Regions from separate parts of the Homo sapiens genome. Here region 1 is linked to region 2. Evidence: read pairs that join two places in POLR2A ChIA-PET (ENCODE). Cell type or tissue: Panc1. All regions are shown on one strand. Links, peaks and the distances in the headings refer to the core of each region. The heading gives the core; the rest is flanking DNA.

The links. ChIA-PET counts read pairs that join two places held together with the same protein. Peaks named below come from ENCODE experiments on the same cell type or tissue, not always from the same donor. Only the 100,000 strongest peaks of a DNase experiment are listed, where the experiment ranks them.
Region 1: POLR2A ChIA-PET joins it to region 2 with 7 read pairs; 1 of 35 experiments calls an interaction of 5 or more read pairs at or near these places.

The regions. Positions count from the first base shown.
Region 1 is chr16:69,068,287-69,078,726 of GRCh38, forward strand. All of the region lies in intron 17 of TANGO6 (transport and golgi organization 6 homolog), which reads left to right. Among named protein-coding and RNA genes, the nearest start is that of HAS3, 32 kb to the right of the region's middle. RefSeq lists enhancers at 3,372-4,091, 4,092-4,809, 4,810-5,528, 5,529-6,246, 9,630-10,149. In Panc1, for the core only: no CTCF peak of the experiment used is centred there; a DNase peak (open chromatin) is centred at 5,245; H3K4me3 peaks cover 350 bases; H3K27ac peaks cover 1,370 bases.
Region 2 is chr16:69,516,800-69,527,239 of GRCh38, forward strand. LOC105371325 (a long non-coding RNA gene) reads left to right here and starts at 5,876. Exons shown (of 3, transcript XR_933697.3): 1 at 5,876-6,281; 2 at 6,789-6,938; 3 at 7,672-7,758. RefSeq lists an enhancer at 6,112-7,311. In Panc1, for the core only: no CTCF peak of the experiment used is centred there; no DNase peak of the experiment used is centred there; H3K27ac peaks cover 3,428 bases.

The sequences.
Region 1 (10,440 bases), core at 3,388-7,387, 450 kb before region 2:
GACTCTGTCTCAATAATAGTAATAGTCATAATAAAAACCGCTTTGAGAGACGGTACAGTATAGTGATTAATAAAGAACACTACTCTGGAGTCAGGCTACCAGGGTTTGAATCCTGGATCTACCCATTACTAGCTGTGTGAACCTGGGCAAATTGGAAATGATAATTGTGTTGTGGGGATTGAGTTAATGTAGACAAAATGCCTGGAATCATACCTGGCATATACCAAGTACTATGTAAGGATTAGCTACCGTTGCCATTCATTCATTCTTCAAAGATTTACTGCATGTTAGGCTCTCTTCCAGGCCTCAGTGATGTAAGAGTTACAGGATGGACATAGTCCTGGCCCTCACAGAGGTCACAGTCTTCACTGACAAACCATCACTTCTTTAGCACCCACCATTTGCAATTCCTTGTGCTTGGATCTTTGTTTTTGTTGTTGTTTTGAGATGGAGTCTCGCTCTTGTCGCCCAGGCTGGAGTGCGGTGACGCCATCTTGGCTCACTGCAACCTCCGCCTCCCAGATTCAAGCAATTCTTCTGCCTCAGCCTCCCGTGTAGCTGGGATTACAGGTGCCCGCCACCACGCCCAGGTAATTTTTTTCCTATTTTTAGTAGAGAAGGGGTTTTGCCATGTTGGCCAGGCTGGTCTCGAACTCCTGACCTCAGGTGATCCACCCGCCTCAGCCTGCCACAGTGCTGGGATTACAGGCATGAGCCACCGTACCCAGCCATGTTTTTGGATCTTTAGATACATTAATTCTTATTGCAACCTTCAGGAGGCAAACTTATTCCCATTTTATAGACGAGATCACTGGGGTTCCTAGAAGTGAAGTAGTTTGTTCAAGATTCCCTAGCTAATAATTGGGAGCTCTAGGGTCCACTTCACTCAGTTTGCCTGCCTCCTGACCATTAGGCTTAATTCTGTGTGTCTGCCTCCCCAACAGGGTGTGAGCTCCTGGGTGTGGGAGCCATTCAGCAGAATACTTAGCCTAGTCTCCTGCACACAATGTGGGAAATTTTGCTGAGTTGTTCTCTACTGACAATTCTTGACTCTCTGCCCCGTAATAGTCTCATCTGTTCCCTCTCACATCTCTTAGCCACAAAATCACATCTTGGGCAAGATGAAGGTGCTTAGAAGTTGGACTGTTGCTTTCTGACAGATTCATACCACACCTAATGCTTATTCCAACATGTTTTTAAACAGAACTAGTCGGATTCTGGAGTCTTCTCTTCTGGACCTCAATCTAGAGAATCTTTTTTTCTGCCAGGACAATCTCCAGCCACCAGCTCCAGTTCACCTCTTTCCCCTGTCTTCACCTGTCTTATTATTTCGGTGTATAACTTGCGTGTTATTCCTCTGTTTTTGTCTTTGTGCCTCTTATTTATTTCTCAACCACAAAGGGAGTCACAATTGGTGGTTGATAGGATTGTGTGGAATGTAGCCTTCTTTCTTTTTGATCTTTGTTTGCTTCATCTCTTGTTTCTATAGAATATTGAATTTCTAAATACAACTGTTACAAGGAAAGGGGTCTCCATTCCAGACCCCAAGAAAGGGATCTTGGATCTCGCGCAAGAAAGAATTCAGGGCGAGTCCACATTGCAAAGTAAAAGCAAGTTTATTAAGAAAATAAAGTAGTGGGCCAGGCACGGTGGCTCATGCCTGTAATCCCAGCACTTTGGGAGGCCGAGGCGGGCAGATCACATGAGGTCAGGAGTTCAAGACCAGCCTGACCAACATTGCAAAACCCTGTCTGTACTAAAAAAAAAAAAAAAAAAAAGCTAGGTGTGGCATGTGCCTGTAATCCCAGCTACTCAGGAGGCTGAGGCAGGAGAATCACTTGAACCCAGGAAGCGGAGGTTGCAGTGAGCCGAGATCGTGCCACTGCACTCCAGCCTCGGCGATAGAGCGAGACTCCTTCTCAAAAAAAAAGAAAAAGAAAAGAAAAGAAAGTAGTGAAAGAATAGCTACTCCATAGACAGAGTAGGGCATTCCTGAAAGTAAGAGGAGGAACACGTCCACCCTAGGTACAATGCTTATATATATAGGATAGAAAAAGATCTTGGGGCCAGGCGCAGTGGCTCACGCCTGTAATCCCAGCACTTTGGGAGGCCGAAGCGGGGGGATCACCTGAGGTCAGAAGTTTAAGACCAGCCTGGCCAACATGGTGAAACCCCGTCCCTAATAAAAATACAAAAATTAGCCAGGCATGGAAGTGCTTGTCTGTAATCCCAGCTACTTGAGAGGCTGAGGCAGGAGAATCACTTGAACCTGGGAGGCAGAGGTTGCAGTGAGCCAAGATCACACCACTACACTCCAGCCCGGGTGACAGAGGGAGACTCCATCTCAAAAAAAAAAAAAACAAAAAAACACACACAAAAGATCTTGGGGAGATGTGCTCTGCTACAAGGGTTTGTGATAAATGATTAATTTTCTTAATTGCTATAGTTTGCAAGAATCAATATTATTATTATTATTATTATTATTATTATTATTATTATTTTCTGAGACGGAATTTCGCTCTGGTTGCCCATGCTGGAATGTAATGGGGTGGTCTTGGCTCACTGCAACCTCTGTCTCCCAGATTCAGGCAATCCTCCTGCCTCAGCCTCCCAAGTAACTGGGATTACAGGTACCCACCACCATGCCCAGCTAATTTTTGTACTCTTAGTAGAGACGGGGTTTCACCATGTTGGCCAGGCTGGCCTCAAACTCCTGACCTCAGGTGATCCACCCACCTCTGGCCTCCCAAAGTGTGATTACAGGTGTGAGCCACCATAAAATTAGGAATGCCTTTGTTAAAGCAAAATTTAGGAATGCCTTTGTTCCCAGATACTGGGATATCTGGACACTTCCAAGTCTGAGTCTGTTTGGTAAACATTATCAATCTATTCCCTTAACCATAAACACCTAGAAGTTAGGAATGCCTAACTTCTGGAAATGCAGCCCAGCAAGTCTCAGCCTCATTTTCCAGCCCTCACTCAAAATGCAGTCACTCTGGTTTTAACGCCTCTGACACAATGAGTGTATGCTAGCATTTAACGTTTTTGTCCTTTTATATTTAGCAACTCATTTTCCTATTAAGAAGTTATAGATGGAAAAACCTCTGCTAGATCACCGTGTCCAGAGTCCTTTTTCTGTAAATGTCTTATTTTTGACCATTCATGTTGTGTTTTGTTGATCTCACACAATAAGAACAGAATAGCCATTTCATTCACCAAGTTCCAGTAGTAAAAAACACCTTGAAATGTAAATGACCTTTAAAATATTAAAATAATTTTTAAGTGTAAATGAATCTACTCATTACCGTCTTTACTCATGGAGCTTGTGTTAGAGAGGTAGTCTAACTAGAGCCTTTTTTCTTCCTCTATTTTCATATATTCTGGATTGTGGTAATATGGTTTTTATAATCAAACAAATCAATTTAGGAAGTAAAGAGAAGAAAGATATTTGCCATTTATTTCTTCTTTTGATCTTAAAGATACAACCACTCCGCAAATGTTCCAGGTCAAGCTCATTGAAAGAGTCAAACACTGTCTTCCTGCTTTTCCATTGAATGTGCACCTGTGTGCCCAAGGCAGTCTTTTACTCACACCTTCCCTTTTCAGTTTGCCAAGCCTCTTCTGGTCCTTTCTGAGCCACGTCTAACCCTAAAGACTGCCCTTGTCCCTGAAGCTTCAGCTTTGTGTGTTTCAGGCCAACTGGCGCCTGGAAAGAGGGAGGGTGAAGAGAGAGGGAGACCGTGTGTGTGTGTGTGTGTGTGTGTGTGTGTGTGTGTGTGTGTAGAGAGAGGGAGACCGTGTGTGTGTGTGTGTATGTGTGAAGAGAGAGGGAGACCGTGTGTGTGTGTGTGTGTGTGTGTGTGTGTGTCACATGCGCTCTCTAAATTCTTTTGATAAAGAATCTGAACGCCACTCCCTTCCAAAGAGTTTTCAGACCAGGAGTCTGGGTACTTCTTTAAGATATCCTTGGCCTAAGCTTCTCAGATGGTGAAAGTGTTTGTTTCAACCACTGACTGCAAGCAGCTAAACTAGCTTTCCTGTGAATGAGACGCACCCAGCCTACTCACAGCCATACCCACTCCACCTTGCCCTGGAGTCCTTGGGCCTGATACAGTTGGGGGATGAACAGCAGGTGTGCTGAACTCATAATGAGAGGTTTCCGCTGTGGGATTGCCTATATCCTGCCCCCGACAGAGGCTCCTGTAACTTTACCTTTGAACTCTCCTTGTATTCAGCCCCTGATCCATGGGATTTGGTGACAATCCCTGGCTGGCAGGAAGCTTTGATCCTTGGGGAGTCCAGAGGAAGTCCTATGATGTGTGGGATCCCTAGAGTCACAGGGATTGGGAAGAAGCTCTATACCAGGATGGGTTGCTAAGATAGACCCATTAATTAAGCAGGAGGCTTTGCTTAACACTCAGTTACTAAAAACAGAGATCCGGTAACTGATAACAGGGAGCTCAGCACCCCTCAAGTGTGGAGTGGGTTTTGCACAGGCAGTATTGTTATTTTAAGGACACAGAAGTGCCCAGGGGGAAATTCCTACCCACACGGAGAAAGAGCAGAATACCTGTGAGTATCCCTTTTTAACAAGTAAAAGCTGACTTTACTTTGAATGTTAGGAGGCTCTAGCAAAAAAATCTCAAAGATATTTCTAAGTGAAAGATTCCTCTAAAAGGAAAAAAAAAAAAAAGATGACCTTGTAACAAACACTGGAGGATGGGGCACAGGAAGCCAGGAGAGCAGCCTGGGTGACAGAGTGAGACCTTCTTTAAAAAAAAAAAAAAAGTGGAAGCTCTAGAATTTCTATATATAGAGATGCTTTGGGCTATAATCCATTGGAGAGAGTGTTGGGAGATTTGTCTTTAGGCTGTACCTGCATAGCAAGCATGCTGGTTTTGCTTGGAAACTGCCTTCTTTTTGTGATGGCCTGGGAGCTGGAACTTACTAAAGTTCCCCCAAGCCATTTCCTTGGTGCCACCCACTGGCTGGGAATAAATGTCAGAGTGAAGGCACTTTCACAGAGCAGGTACAGGTTCCTCTTCCTCCACCCACCTCCAAAGGCGGAAATGACTTCCTTTGCTTCCAGAGAATTGCCTGCGTTTCTCTCTTAGAACGGAGATCACTCCATGTGGGGTGTGTGTACTGCCTCCCCACAGGGCTGTAGCTGCCACCTGGGAGGGTTCGTGCCTTATTCATCTTTTTTATCGCCAGCACAGTGCCTGGGCATGACAGAGGCCCATAGTACTGATTATTGAATGAGTGAGTAATCATGAGGCAATAGCGGTGGAGAGTCATCCTCTGCCGGGAATTAGCTCATTTTCATGCGGCCAGCCTCAGGAAAAATAAGACTTCCTTGCCCAAAGACAGGTTAGAAAGGGCACTCGAAGCCAGGCCTGGTGGCTCACGCCTGTAATCCCAGCATTTTGGGAGGCCGAGGCCGGCAGATCACAAGGTCAGGTGTTTGAGACCAGCCTGGCCAATATGGTGAAACCCAGTCTCTACTAAAAATACAAAAATTAGCTCGGCATGGTGGCGGGCGCCTGTAATCCCAGCAATATGGGAGGCTGAGGCAGGAGAATCGCTTGAACCCAGGAGGCAGAGGTTGCAGTGAGCCGAGATCATGCCATTCACTGCTCTCCAGCCTGGGGGGCACAGAGCAAGACTCCATCTTAAAAAAAAAAAAAAAAGGCACTCGGGTGAGGCCACAGAGTCAGGCCCCCGACCTAGGAGACCTGACTGTGGCTCAGAAGCTCCCTGAGAAAGCCCAGGAGGTAACTGCCCAGCAGGGACCAGGCAGCATCTTCCTGAGGTTTGCTCACAGGACTCAGGTGCTTCACGTGGTGACACTGGGCTAGGAGCATTGAGGGTTGTTTGCAGGCTGACCGTATAATATGTGGGTCCCAGTGCAGATTAAAATGCAGGGCTCCTTGCTAGGGAAAACAAATAACAACAACAAGAAGAAAGTACCATTAGTGCTGTGTGTGTGTGTGTATATATATATATATTACAGAAAAGGAGTCCCGATCCAGACCCCAAAAGAGGCTTCTTGGATCTTGTGCAAGAGGGAATTCAGGGCGAGTCTGCAGTGGAAAGTAAAAGCAAATTTATTAAGAGAGTAAAGTAGTGAAAGAACAGCTGCTCCATAGACAGAGTAGGACGTTCCCGAAAGAGGAGGAACGTGTCCACCCTAGATACAATACTCGTATATATGGGGCGATGTGCTCTGCTACAAGGACTTGTGATAAAGGATTAATTTTCTCAATTACTATACTTTACAAGTATCAAATTATCATCTTTAAAGCAAAATTAGGAATGTCTTTGTTCTCCAGATATCGGGATATCTGGACACTCCTAAGTCTGAGTCTGTTTGGTAAACATTATTAATTCATTCCCTTAACCATAAACATCTAGAGGTTAGGAATACCTAACTTTCTGGGAATGCAGCCCAGCAAGTCTCAGCCTCATTTTCCAGCTCTCACTCAAAATGGAGTCACTCTGGTTCGAATGCCTGTGTGTGTGTGTGTGTGTGTGTGTGTGTGTGTGTGTGTGTATAATTATTATTATTATTTTTTTTTGGAGGCAGAATCTCGCCCTATTGCCCAGGCTAGTGTGAGGTGGCGCCATTCTTGGCTCACTGCAACCTCCGCCTCCCAGGTTCAAGCAATTCTCCTGCCTCAGCCTCCTGAGTATCTGGGATTACAGGCATGCGCCACTACGCCTGGCTAATTTTTTAGTAGAGACGGGGTTTCGCCATGTTGCTCAGGCTGGTCTCGAACTCCTGAGCTCAGTTGATCCACCCAGCTTGGCCTTCCAAAAGTGCACAGATTACAGGTATAAGCCACTGTGCCTGGCCTGAAATATAATTTTTTTCCTTCCAAAGTCTGCTTTTTTTTTTTTTTTTAAGAGATGGGGTCTAAGTCTCTCTCTCAACTTGTCATGATGTTTATTATTTGCTGGAGAAAAATTAAAATGTTAAATTATTAGCATGAATTTTACTGTTCATCTTTACATTGTGCAATGCCAATTCTAAATGCAAATATAAGAGCATTAGCTCCTACACAGAATCACTGAAATTACACAATTTGTATTTCATAGTTTACACATGCATATGTATTTCCTTCTTAGCAGAACAGTAGAAACTCTACACAACACGAATTCAACTTTTATTTTTTTTTTTTTTTTGAGACAGGGTCTCACTCTGTCACCCAGGCCAGAGTGCAGTGGCAAGATCATGGCCCACTGCAGCCTCAGCCTCCTGGGTTCAAGCAATCCCCTCACCTCAGCCTCCCGAGTAGCTGGGACTACAGGCACACCCCACCACACCTGGCTAATTTTTGTACTTTTTGTAGAGATGGGGTTTCACCATGTTGTTCAGGCTGCTCTTGAACTCCTGGGGTCAGGCAATCCTCCTGCCTTGGCCTCTCAAAGTGCCGGGATTACAGGCATAAGCCATTGCACCCAGCTGAATTCAACTTTTTTTTTTTTTTTTTTTTGAGACAGAGTCTCACTCTGTGTTACCCGGACTGGAGTACAGTGGCTCAGTCTCAGCTCACTGCAACCTCTGCCTCCCGGGTTCAAGCGATTCCCGTTTCAGCCTCCCAAGTAGCTGGGACTACAGGCGTGCACCACCGTGCCCAGCTACTTTTTTGTATTTTAGTAGAGACGGGGTTTCACCATGTTGGCCAGGATGGTCTCAATCTCCTGACCTCGTGATCTTCCCACCTCGCCCTCCCAAAGTGTTGGGATTACAGGCGTGAGCCACCGCGCCTGGCCTGAATTCAACATTTTTATTTCATTTCTTTTTTTTTTTTTTTTTTTTTGAGATGGAGTCTTGCTCTGTCTCCCAGGCTGGAATGCAGTGGCACAATCTAGGCTCACTGCAACCTCCACCTCCCAGGTTTAAGTGATTCTCGTGCCTCAGCCTTCCGAGTAGCTGGAATTACAGGCACCCACCACCACGCCTGGCTAATTTTTGTATTTTTAGTAGAGACGGGGTTTCACCATGTTGGCCAGGCTGGTCTCGAACTCCTGACCTCAGGTGATCCGCCTGCCTTGGCCTCCCAAAATGCTAGGATTACATGCGTGAGCCACCGTGCCCAGCCTCATTTCTTGATACATTTACATTCGACCAACACTGTCTACCTTTGATTTACTGATAAGAAAGGACTGAAAGGAACAAGAATAATGGGTTGCCCTGCTGTGCCATTATTTTCAGTGTAAATGACTGGCTAAAACAAGGAAGTGAATGAGTAAGAAAGATGCAGTCGGGTTCCATGGTCCTCTGTGTTTTTTAGAAAGCCATTGCCTTCTTTCTGTGTTCGAAGCAACGCATGGAAAGTGCATGAAAAGTGTCGCCTCTCCAAGCTGTTGGGGCCTCCATTTGCCCACTCTTAAATGTAACAGCCATGCCTGCCTTGTACTTGCTTCTAGCCTTGTTGCCCTCCCCCATATGGTGAGTCCACCAGAATCCTGTGCTTATGGGGCACAGTGAACTCCAGATGCAAATGCTCTGGCAAAGAGGAGTGAACACAATCTTACCTCCTCCACTGACATTCACGCTCCCTGTCCCATTGGAGTTCATTTACAAAACACAGGTTCACAGGAGGCTGAGGCAGGAGAATCGCTTGAACACAGGAGGCGGAGGTTGTAGTAAGCCAAGATCGCACCACTGAACTCCAGCCTGGGCGACAGAGCACGACTCTGTCTCAAAACAAAACAAAACACACACACAAGTTGAAAAATAAGATTATTACGAATTTTTTTTTTTTTGGAGACAGGGTCTCACTCTGTCTCCCAGGATAGAGTGCAGTGGCACGATCACAGTTCACTGCAGTCACAAACTCCTGAGCTCTAGGGATCTTCCAGCCTTAGCCTCCAAGCCCTAGACTGCAGGCGTGTGCCACCATGCCTGGCTAATTTTTATTTTATTTTATTTTATTTTTTTTTAGTAGAGATGAGGTCCTGCTATGTTACCCAGGCTGGAAGAATTTTAGGATGGCAACAGCAGATCATTAGACCAAGCAAACCTGGCCCTCTTGAGCATGGGACCTTGTGTGACTGCAGGTCGCAACCCTAGTTGTCTGGCAGTGTTTCAGTCGACATTCTTAGGAGTTTCTGCTTTTACCAGTTGAGAGACTAGCCAGGAGTGGCACGCATGAATGCCTTTATTCACTCATACTTTTTTTTAGGTATGAGCAATGTACCAGTCACTTTCTGAGGCATTGGGGCTATACCAGATTGAAAAAGGCAAGGCTGCCAGGCATGGTGGCTCACGCCTGTAATCCCACCCAGCACTTTGGGAGGCTGAGATGGGTGGATCACTTCAGGTCAGGAGTTCAAGACCAGCCTGGCCAACATGGTGAAACCCTGTCTCTACTAAAAATACAAAAATTAGCCGGGCGTGGTGGCACGTGCCTGTAATCCCAGCTACTCGGGAGGCTGAGGCACAAGAATCGCTTGAACCCAGGAGGCGGAGGTTGGCAGTGAGCTGAGATAGAGCCACTGCACTCAAGCCTGGGCAACAGAGCGAGACTCTTTCTCAAAAAAGAAAAAAGAAAAAAAGGCAAAACATGGCCTCAGTGTCAATAGTACTTACCATCTAGAGAGGAAAACCTTTTAAAGTACACAATAAATATTTATTTTATTTTTTATTTGTTTATTTTTTATACCACCAGCCTGCCCCACAACAAATATTTACATTACAGTCCTGATAGGGGCTACAAACAGAACTCCGGGAAGGGCAGGAAGACTTACCTAGGTGCGGGGGTTAGGGAAAGAATCCCGGAGGCCAAGGGTATAAGAGTCCTAGGAAGAGGAAGCAAAATATTAATAGCCTCCCAGGCTGAGGGACTAGCATATGCAAAGGCCTTGAGAGGAGCTTTGTTCAGGCAAGAAAAGAAAGAAGGCCGGCACAGCTGGAGCACAGGCGGCCAGAGGGAGGCCCGCTGTGGGGAAGGGTCGGCCTGGGGAGCTTGTTCTATGTAGCCCTTTCCCCTGACTTCCTGCCTTCACTCCCCAGTGTCCATGCTGATCAGGAATATCGAAAGATGGAAAGGCTCTTGCTCTCTTCTTATAGCAAGTCCAAGACACGTGGTGCTAGACACAGTCTACTTGGTGGAATGCTCAGGGGACTCTGGGCCCAGACCATGTGCTTGTTACCCGCTGAATTAACTATTTCCCATCATTTCCATTCGCCATCTCCAGTGAACTTTCCTATTCCTAAAATGTGGCCTCTCTTTTCTCTGATGTCTCATCACTCTCTCTCTGCTCCCTGTGACCTTTACCATGTTCTATTCTGTATTGTCTGTCTTTACGTGACTATCTTCTTATTCATCCCCACTAGACCAGAAGCCTTTTAAAGGCAAGATCTAGATGTTTCCATTGTTAAATGGCCTTACAAAGTCTTTGCGTAGAGTTGACTAAGTTAAATATACGTTT
Region 2 (10,440 bases), core at 4,356-8,355:
ACAAACAAATGGAAGAACATTCCATGCTCATGGATAGGAAGAATCAATATTGTGAAAATGGCCATACTGTCCAAGGTAATTTATAGATTCAATGCCATCCCCATCAAGCTACCAATGACTTTTTTCACAGAATTGGAAAAAACTACTTTAAAGTTCATATGGAACCAAAAAAGAGCCTGCATTGCCAAGACAATCCTAAGCCAAAAGAACAAAGCTGGAGGCATCAGGCTATCTGACTTCAAACTATACTACAAGGCTACAGTAACCGAAACAGCATGGTACTGGTACCAAAACAGAGATATAGTTCAACGGAACAGAACAGAGGCCTCGGAAATAATACCATCTGATCTTTGACAACCTGATAAAAACAAGAAATGGGGAAAGGATTCCCTCTTTAATAAATGGTGCTGGGAAAACTGGCTAGCCATATTTAGAAAGCTGAAACTGGATCCCTTCCTTACACCTTATACAAAAATTAATTCAAGATGGGTTAAAGACTTAAATGTTAGACCTAAAACCATAAAAGCCTTAGAAGAAAACCTAGGCAATACCATTAAGGCCATAGGCATGGGCAAGGACTTCATGACTAAAACACCAAAAGCAATGGCAACAAAAGCCAAAATTGACAAATGGGATCTAATTAAACGAAAGAGCTTCTGCATAGCAAAAGAAACTACCATCAGAGTGGACAGGCAACCTACAGAGTGGGAGACAATTTTTACAATCTACCCATCTGACAAAGGGCTAATATCCAGAATCTACAAAGAACTTAAACAAATTTACAAGAAAAAAAATCAAACAACCCCATCAAAAAGTGGGCAAAGGATATGAACAGACATTTCTAAAAAGAAGACATTTATGCAGCCAACAGACACATGAAAAAATGCTCATCATCACTGGCCATCAGAGAAATGCAAATCAAAACCACAATGAGATACCATCTTACACCAGTTAGAATGGCGATCATTAAAAAGTCAGGAAACAACAGGTGCTGGAGAGGATGTGGAGAAATAGGAATGCTTTTACACTGTTGGTGGGACTATAAACTAGTTCAACCATTGTGGAAGACAGTGTGACAATTCCTCAAGGATCTAGAACTAGAAATACCATTTGACCCAGCCATCCCATTACTGGGCATATACCCAGAGGATTATAAATCATGCTGCTATAAAGACACATGCACACATATGTTTATTGCGGCACTATTCACAATAGCGAAGACTTGGAACCAACCCATATATCCATCAATGATAGACTGGATTAAGAAAATGTGGCACATATACACCATGGAAATACTATGCAGCCATAAAAAAGGATGAGTTCATGTCCTTTGTAGGGACACGGATGAAGCTAGAAACCATCATTCTGAGCAAACTATCACAAGGACAGAAAACCAAACACCACATGTTTTCACTTATAGGTGGGAATTGAACAATGAGAACACTTGGACACAGGGTGGAGAACATCACACGCCGGGGCCTGTCGTGGGGTTGGGGGAGGGGGAAGGGATAGCATTAGGAGATATACCTAATGTAAATGATGAGTTAATGGGTGCAGCACAGCAACATGGCCCATGTATACATATGTAACAAACCTGCATGTTGTGCACATGTACCCTAGAACTTAAAGCATTAAAAAAAAAAAAAACCTTTGATTAAATAAATGTGTAAGGGCCAGGCGTGGTGGCTCAGGCCTGTGATCCCAGCGCTTTAGGAGGCCAAGACAGGCGGATCACTTGAGGTCAGGAGTTAGAGACCAGCCTGGCCAACATGGTGAAACCCCGTCTCTACTAAAAATACAAAAATTAGCCGGGCGTGGTGGCGGGCACCTGTAATCCCAGCTACTCAGGAGGCTGAGGCAGGAGAATCGCTTGAACCCAGGAGGCAGATGTTGCAGCGAGCCCAGATTGCGCCATTGCACTCCAGCCTGGGGGACAAGAATGAAACTCAGTCTCAAATAAATAAATAAACAAACAAACGTGTTAGGCTTTTCTCTTGTTAACCTATCTTTTGTTATAGGAGTGTTGGCAGTGACCTTTATGATGGGTGAGGAAAGGCATCACACTTTCCCACCCCACACTAGGCTACTCAGAATCCTCTACGAGCTCCCCATTCCACTCGGAATAAACACCAACACCCTCGCCAGGCTCTGCAGGCCTCCACAGAGGCTGGTGTCCTCTTCTCACCTCTCTCACTGCATTCCTAACTATGCTTGCCTTCACTTGTCCTCCTCCCGTCACGCTGGTCCCCTCGTTGTTCCTTGAGTGCAGCAGGCACACGTCGGCCTCTGTGCCCTTGTAGTTTCCCTTCCCTCCATTTCAAATGCCCTTCCCTTTCCATGCCTCAGTCTTCTTAGCTCTGAAGTTTGGTATCACATTCCCAGTAAGGCCTGCCCTGGCCACTCTGTGTGCAATTCTACCTTTTCTGACACATTCTCTATCTCCTTTCTCTGTCTTATTTCTCAATTTAGCACTTATTGCTATCTAATACAGTTTTTTTCTTTTCTTTTTTTTTTTTTTTTTTTTTTTGAGATGGAGTCTTGCTCTGTCACCTAGGCTGGAGTTCATTGGCGTGATCTTGGCTCACTACAACCTCCTCCTCCGAGATTCAAGCCATTCTCCTGCCTCGGCCTCCCAAGTAGGTGGGACAACAGGTGTGTGCCGCCATGCCCAGCTAATTTTTGTATTTTCAGTTGAGACAGGGTTTCACAATGGTGGCCAGGCTGGTCTCGAACTCCTGACCTCAGGTGATCCACTGCCTTGACCTCCCAAAGTGCTGGGATTACAAGTGTGAGCTACCACGCCTGGCCTTAATATAATTTTTTTACGTATTTATATTCTTTTTTTTTTTTTTTTTTTTTGAGATGGGGTCTCATTCTGTTGTCCAGGCTGGAGTGCAGTGGCATCATCACAGCTCACTGCAGCCTCAAACTCCTGAGCTTAAGCCATTCTCCAGCTTCAGCCACCGGAGTAGCTGGGACTACAGGGACACAGCACCACTCCAGGCCAATTTTTATATTTTTTGTAGAGATGGGGTTTCACCCTGTTGCCCAGGCTGGTCTCTAACTCCTGGGCTCAAGCGATCTACCCGCCTCAGCCTCCCAAAGTGTATTTGTATTTTTGCGTGTCAGTCTGCTTCCATAGAATGTAAAGTCCGTGAGGGCAAGGACTTTTGTCTGTTCTGTTCACAGCTGGGTCTCCTAGAACAGCGTCTGGCATACATAGGTGCTCAATAATTATTGCACAAATGAATGATGATTTCAAAATGTCCTGCGAGGTGTTAACAGACTAGAGGAAGTCAGTCAGTTAAGGGAGAGCTCAGAGTGGGCTGCAGATATCTGGAAGGGGGTGGAATTTCCTTCAGTCTTTAGAGAATGGGGGGTCCTTGGAAAGGTGAGAAGAAAGGGAGACTCATTTGCACAGTGATTAAGGGTGTGGGCTTTTGGACTTGGTGGCTCACACTTGTAATCCCAGCACTTTGGGAGGCTGAGGCGGGCAGATCACCTGAGGTCAGGAGTTTGAGACCAGCCTGACCAACATGGAGAAACCCCATCTCTACTAAAAATACAAAATTAGCTGGGCATGGTGGCACATGTCTGGAATCCCAGCTACTTGCTTGAACCCTGGAGGTGGAGATTGCGGTGAGCCGAGATCGCACCATTGCACTCCAGCCTGGGCAACAAGAGCAACACTCTGTCTCAAAAAAAAAGAAAAAAAAAAAGAGTGTAGGCTTTGTAGTCAGCAGCCTGGGTCCAAGTCCCGCCTCAGCTATGCACAAGGCACCTAATTTCTCTGGGCCTCAGTTTCCATATCTATAAAATGGATCTAACCATAGCACCTACCTCATGGGGTGTTTGTTTTCTTAAAGGATCCAGTGAAATACTTTATATATAATGTCTAGGCAAGGGCAGAGTACTTAGGAAGACTTTGCTCAAAAAGTTGTAGTTATCACTACATAGAACTTAGGATACTTAAGAGCTAGGACTTCATGTCAAAGGTATCATGGAACCTCTCAAACAGGGAACAGAGAGATGGAGCTAGTTTAGACTTAAGAGGAACAGCCCCTAATGGGTATAACAGTTTCTGTCTCACAACTATCAGTTTCTGGCCTCAGCCACCTGGGTTGAACCCAATTCCCATCTCACATTAGTTAAGATGGCTTTGCTTACAAGAAAATAAGGAATCAAAATTAGGCACAAACATGGCATGAGGCCTCTTCTGGGGACCAAGTAGCTGCCTGTCGCTGATGCAATCAGAGTAAAGAGAAATGATTCAGTTCAATCCTGCCACCAACCTCAGGATTTTGGCCAAGTGCAGGTTTGGGGTTGGTTGGTGGGTTATTTTTTCCCTTCCTGATTTGAAAGACTGACTTTGTGTTTCAAAAAGGCACTTTCTTTATGCAGAGAAACTCTGTGGTGAGGTTTTGCTGAGCTCGGTCTGGGGTGGACTACCTTTGCTTATGTCTGGGGAGAGAATGAAATCTAGTGCCCCTAATTTTTCTTTCCCTTCCACCCAGTAAAGACACAGAGCTGAAAGGTGTCTTTCAAAAGGGCTGGAGACAAGGGAGCTGACTCCCAGGTAAAAGGACACTGTACAGGAGACTGCCAGAGAAGTGGCTTCTTGTTTGTTAGCATGGGTTTGTGGTGAGGAGGTCTGTGAAGCCTTCCCCCAGAGTACCCGGGACTAAACAGAACAAATACAACCTCTATTTGTTCATCTCTCCCCTGGCTTTAGATGGTGCTTTATGGCCAGGGTTATGGGGATCAGCTGAAATCCAGGCTGATGTTTATTCCTGGGATTGCAAAGACAGACAAATACCTCTCTGTCCTTTCATTTACCAGGCCAGGAGGGCAGGAGACATTTTTGATCAAGCAGGCAGGCAGTGAAGAGTTATTTTTTAGGTGCCCACTGTGTCCCTGTTGCTGAGCCACGTAAGTATAAATAGAAAAAGTACAAGATTCAGGCTTCAGCCCTGAAGACACATAAAATCCAGTTAATAGGAGGAGGCTTGGTGGGCAAAACAAACTCAAGAGAACCTGTTAACAAACAGTGATGTGAGTTAGGAAGAATTAAACGAGGTAAGCGAGGAGGAAGATGAGCAGGAGATGGCGGGGGGTGGTGCAGCTCTTGGAGGAAACTTCACAGGGAAGGTTTGTAAGACAATAAGCAACATATACTCTGGTTTCTCTTCAAAACGAATACATCTTTCCCCTTTTACAATAAGTAACATGGCTACAGAAAGCACATCTGTTTTTTTCCCCACTGTAGCCCAGCGCTTAGCATAATGTCTGACACACAGTGGGCATTCAGTAAATGTCTGAAGAATGGATGGAGAAGGAGGGGGCTGATTTAAGAAGGATAAGTAGGTGAAGAAGAGGGAGGAGGGCATTCCAGCATGAGGAAAGGCCCAGAGAAATGAGCCGGATGCCTTGGTGAGACTGGTTTAACCACAGTGGAGGGTGTGGAGTAAGGAGTAGTGGGTAATGAGGTTAGATACGGGGCCAGATGGGGGAAGGCTGGAAAGCCAGGCAGAGAAATTTAGAGGAGATGAACATTCCTTCATTCTTTCATCAAGCTTTTATTGAGCACATGCTACGCTCTAGGCACAGAGGCAAGGGAAAGTAGTGGAGACAGAAAGATGAAAAAAAGACATGACCATCTGTTGGGGATAGGCAGAATATCTATCTTTTATTGTAATAACTGTGATAATCATAATATGGGCAAAATATTTTGATATTCTAATCAATTAAGTTGCATGAAACTGAGGCCGTACCAAACTTGCTCAAATAAATTGGGAGTTTATTGAAAGGTGCATCAGACATCCAAGGCTAAGACATGGATTCAAAAGAGACCTGGTAAATTGGGCACCGACCCTCCTCCTTCTCTCCTTTCCTCTCTTGCGATCATGCCTCATGGATGGTCTCTTACTTCTGCTCTTTTCTGTACATAGGCTTCATCCTCTGGCTTATCTCTCTTATTAGGATTTTACCTGGTGCAAGCTTGACATCTTAATGCCACAATACTCTCCTGCTCCAGGCCCAACCTTCCTCATTCACTCTCTGAACTATTTAAGTCAGACTCTGAAGGACAAAGAAGCCGATTGGCTCAGTTCAGCCCATGGGCTGGGTCAGGTGATCACTCAGAACCAATCAGCTGTGGCCAAGAAGAAAATCATGTGATTAAAATATGGCTGCCTAAGCCTACCAAGAATTCTGGATGAAGGTCAATTACAAAGAAGGGGTGTGCACCAGGAGACAACAATAGACAAGCTTAATTCCCACAGGTTAACAATGCAGGGAGCAAATCAATTCACTTGGGTTGGGTTACCCCAAGGTAAGGGAGAAGGCCTGATTTAAAGGTCCGATTTAGTCCTGGGGTGGGAGGAAAGACGTTCCTGCTGTCGATGAAAGCGGCATTCTACAGCCACTAGACTGGCTGCAGCTCTTTCAAAGAATTGAAAACATCGAGAAACTGAAGGGACCCAGACCATCCAGAAAGCTTTTGCCTAATCCAGAACGGAGAGTTTAGAGATAAGTCCTTTTTTAAAAATGTAGCTTTTTGGTTGTTAAGGGCAGAATCTGCTTCTCACTTGTTGCTATAACCTCTGGCCACATAGGCTCATTGTAGAAACTCACTACGCATTTGTTCAATTGAGTTTAAGTCCTCTAAAACCCAGACAATCAACAAACATGTTGCTATTTGTATTCTGTTAGAAACAGAGTCTAGACTAGGAACACAAAACAAAACAAAACAAAAAATCAAAACATGATTTTTCTGATTACTGATGCAGGACTCGGGTCACTGGATGCAGATTTGATGAGAAGTAAAAATGCAGCAGCGGGAGAGTCTGAGGCAAGGTGCCTGGCGGAGAGCTAGATAAACAGATAGTGCTGTGCCCGGTGGCTCCAGGGGCAGATCAAAGCCGGATTTCCCAGCACAGGTAGCAAGCATGGCAGGAATCTGGGAGACCTCTCACCCAGTCCCCAACCCACGCTCACAGATGGAAAGCCACACCATTATTGGTCACACCTTTGCGCATTGCCAGCACGCAGGCGTTTGTGACAAATCTTTTATAGTCTAGTATATAGCTCTCTCAGATAGGCAGCTGTGATATGATTGGGCCCTGTGATTTCTGGCTAGGCCGCCTGGGTTCAGTTCACAGCTGATGTCGGGCCCACTTGGCAAGCGTCTCAACTACTTAACTGCTTTGTGTCTTAGTTTCCAAATTTGTAAAACAGGGAGAATAAACTCCCTTAGGGGGTTGTTGAGGGGATTAAGTGAGATAATATGTATTTATGCACATGCATGTAATATGCAAAGCAATGAAAATAGTGTCTGGCGCATTGTAAGCAATTATGGTTACTATCACTGCTACCAAAAAAACTAGACTACAGAGAAGAGCTTCCAACCTGGAGGACTCTAAAGATCATTAAAACCCACAGAGAGTGACCTGTTGGTAGATATGATTTGGGCCTGCTTGAAACCCATCCCTCCTTTCTTCTGGGAACAGACCCTAGATAGGCCCAGGAACAGAAATTCTTTCCTAGGATTTTTCCAACTAGTAGAAAAAAGTGTACTCCCTCTCTCCACAACATTTCCACCTTTTGGGTTTCAAATAGTAAGGATGTCAGCTCAGAGCTGCCTTTGTTCATTTCCCCTTCCCTGTGGAGTAGCTGGCCTGAGAGAATGAAGCCGATTTGCAGAGAACCTGGAACAGAATTCTGGCTTGAGCAGAACTGGAGTTTCTGAATCCAGTTGACCGTGGATCCAGATACCCACTCCCACTGGTCTGTAATTTGATTACAGAAGTCATTAAATCAGTCTCTCTCCTGAAACTACTTTAGATTCGGTTTCTATTACTTGCAACTAGAATTTGTGCTTGAGGGTCAATTCAAGATGAAAACAGCGGAGTTTTAATTTTTTTTTTTTTACGTTGAACACCACCACCACTAAGTTTTATGGCAAACAGTGTAAAGTCTCACTGTTTACATTACTTTGTTTATTAAGTAAGAGCACAAGTAAGAAAATTGATGGTGTTTTGCCCAGGCGCGGTGGCTCACACCTGTAATCCCAGCACTTTGGGAGGCCGAGGTGGGTGGATTGCCTGAGGTCAGGAGTTCGAGACCAGCCTGGCCAAGATGGTGAAACCCCGTGTCTACTAAAAATACAAAAATTAGCAGGGCATGGTGGTATGCACCTGTAATCCCAGCTACTCGGGAGGCTGAGGCAGGAGAATTGCTTGAACGGGGAGGTGGAGGTTGCAGTGAGCCGAGATTGTGCCACTGCACTCCAGCCTGGGCAACAGAGCGAGATCCGTCTCAAAAAAAGAAGAAGAAAATTGATGGTGTTTTGTAGCCACTAAAATATTCCTATCTTGGAACATTTGGAAAGGAGTAACCCAGGGTCAGCTTTTAAAAGTTTCGTCTCTTAAGTTTTTGTTTGTTTGTTTTTTAGAGACGGGGGTCTCCCGCTGTTGCCCAGGCTGGCCTCTGGAGTGGCTGGGCCTATAGGCACATGCCACCAAACCGGATAATTTTAAGAAAAAAATTTTTATAGAGACAGGAGTCTCCCAATGTTGCCCATGCTGGTCTCAAACTCCTGGCCTCAAGCAGTCCTCCCACCTTGGCCTCCCAAGTAGCTGGGATTACAGGTGAGAGCCATTGTGCACGGCCATCTCTTAAATTTGTAAGCTCTTCAAAGGCTAGAGTACATTTACCTCAAGGGTTGCAAACTCTAATGCTACAGGAGCCAGGCAGGTAATACCTGGAGTGAAGTGGACGGGTGTATGTAAGACAAGGAGTGATGGGGACTGTGGCAAAGCAGTGAGTGCTTGATCCATCGGGGAGAAGCTGCTACCGCTCAACACCAGCCAATTGTTTCCATGTGCAAAATTTGGGTGCAGAGTTACCAAGCTGTCCAGTTTTTAAGAGATTCTGGACATTTGGAATATTTCATGAGAAATCCTCTCAGTTGTGAATGTTGGTTATGAATTCGGCTTTAAGAAATGATCATGTAAGAAGGGTGACCAACCATCCCGGTTTGTCCAGGACTGAGTTGTTTCCTGTGATGTCTAGGATAAGGGGTTTCCTGGGATGTGGAACTTTCTTTCTCTTTTCTTTTCTTTCTTTCTTTTTTTTTTTGAGACGGAGTTTTGCTCTTGTTGCCCAGGCTGGAGTGCAATGGCGCGATCTCGGCTACCGCAACCTCCGCCTCCTAGGCTCAAGCGATTCTTCTGCCTCAGCCTCCTGAGTAGTTGGGATTCCAGGCATGCGCCACCACGCCTGGCTAATTTTTTGTGTTTTTAGTAGAGACGGGGTTTCTCCATGTTGGTGAGGCTGGTCTCGAACTCCCGAGCGCAGGTGATCTGCCCACCTTGGCCTCCCAAAATGCTGGGATTACAGGCGTGAGCCACTGCGCCCGGCTGGGATGTGGAACTTCCACTGCACATAAGGATGAGTTGGTCACCCTATGTGTGGGCCAAATAGAATTAACATGAGACCGCTGGCTCATACACAATGGTCTCATTTCACCCCAGTGAAGTATCTGTGCCCTCTAGGTCGCTATCTCCACAATCCACTTTATAGAGACTTCTACAATAAGTGTGACACAGAAAATCTATTTATTCTATGACCAGTGAAACACTCTTTCATGTCCCCTTGTGGGCCTGGCTTTGTGTGATCAATAGGATTCAGGTCTCTTCCAGCTGCGTCTGATAGCTTCTCTATGGTTGTAAAATCTTTTCTCTGCTTGGGGTGGGCAAGGCCCTCTGGGTACCCAGGAGATTATAGAGTTTTTTTTTCCTTAATCCCTCCTCTTTCACCTGAAAGAAAGGCTACATATATAATTATATGCCATTTAATGAACTTGGACCTGCTCCACATTATGAATGTGGAAACTGCAAGCATTGGAGTAGGAGGTGACTTGCTTGTGGCACGCAGCACATTGGTCTAACCTCCAGTGTCTCGTTTGCTGGCATGGTACCTGACTCTTGTATTAAGCAAAGCGAAGGGGAAGAATATTTGCTGCCTGTCTCCTGGGTGCCAGGCCCCATTCTGGGTGCTCATATGGCCCTCCTAATTCCTTACAAACTCCCAAGAGGAGGACTGGCGTTCCAGGCCACCACCCTGCCAATCCAGGCGTGCCAGGAGGGCGTATGGAATTGCCAGGTTGTCATTGCACAAGGGGAGGGGTGTACGGCTCAGAATTGAGGGAAATGCTAAGGGTCACTCATAGGCTTGAGCACGAAGCTCACCAGGTGTCCGTGCTCTGTAGGTGGGTTGCAGGGAGAGCCAGGTCCACCCCTCTGTGAAGTTGTTCTTTGATGAGATGATGCGTATTAAGTGAACTATAAACTTTTAAGAGCACATTCCATACCCACTCGAAAACATTAGGAATCATTCCCTTTGGGAAAGTTGGTAGGCTCAAGGCAGTAGAGCGTGCTG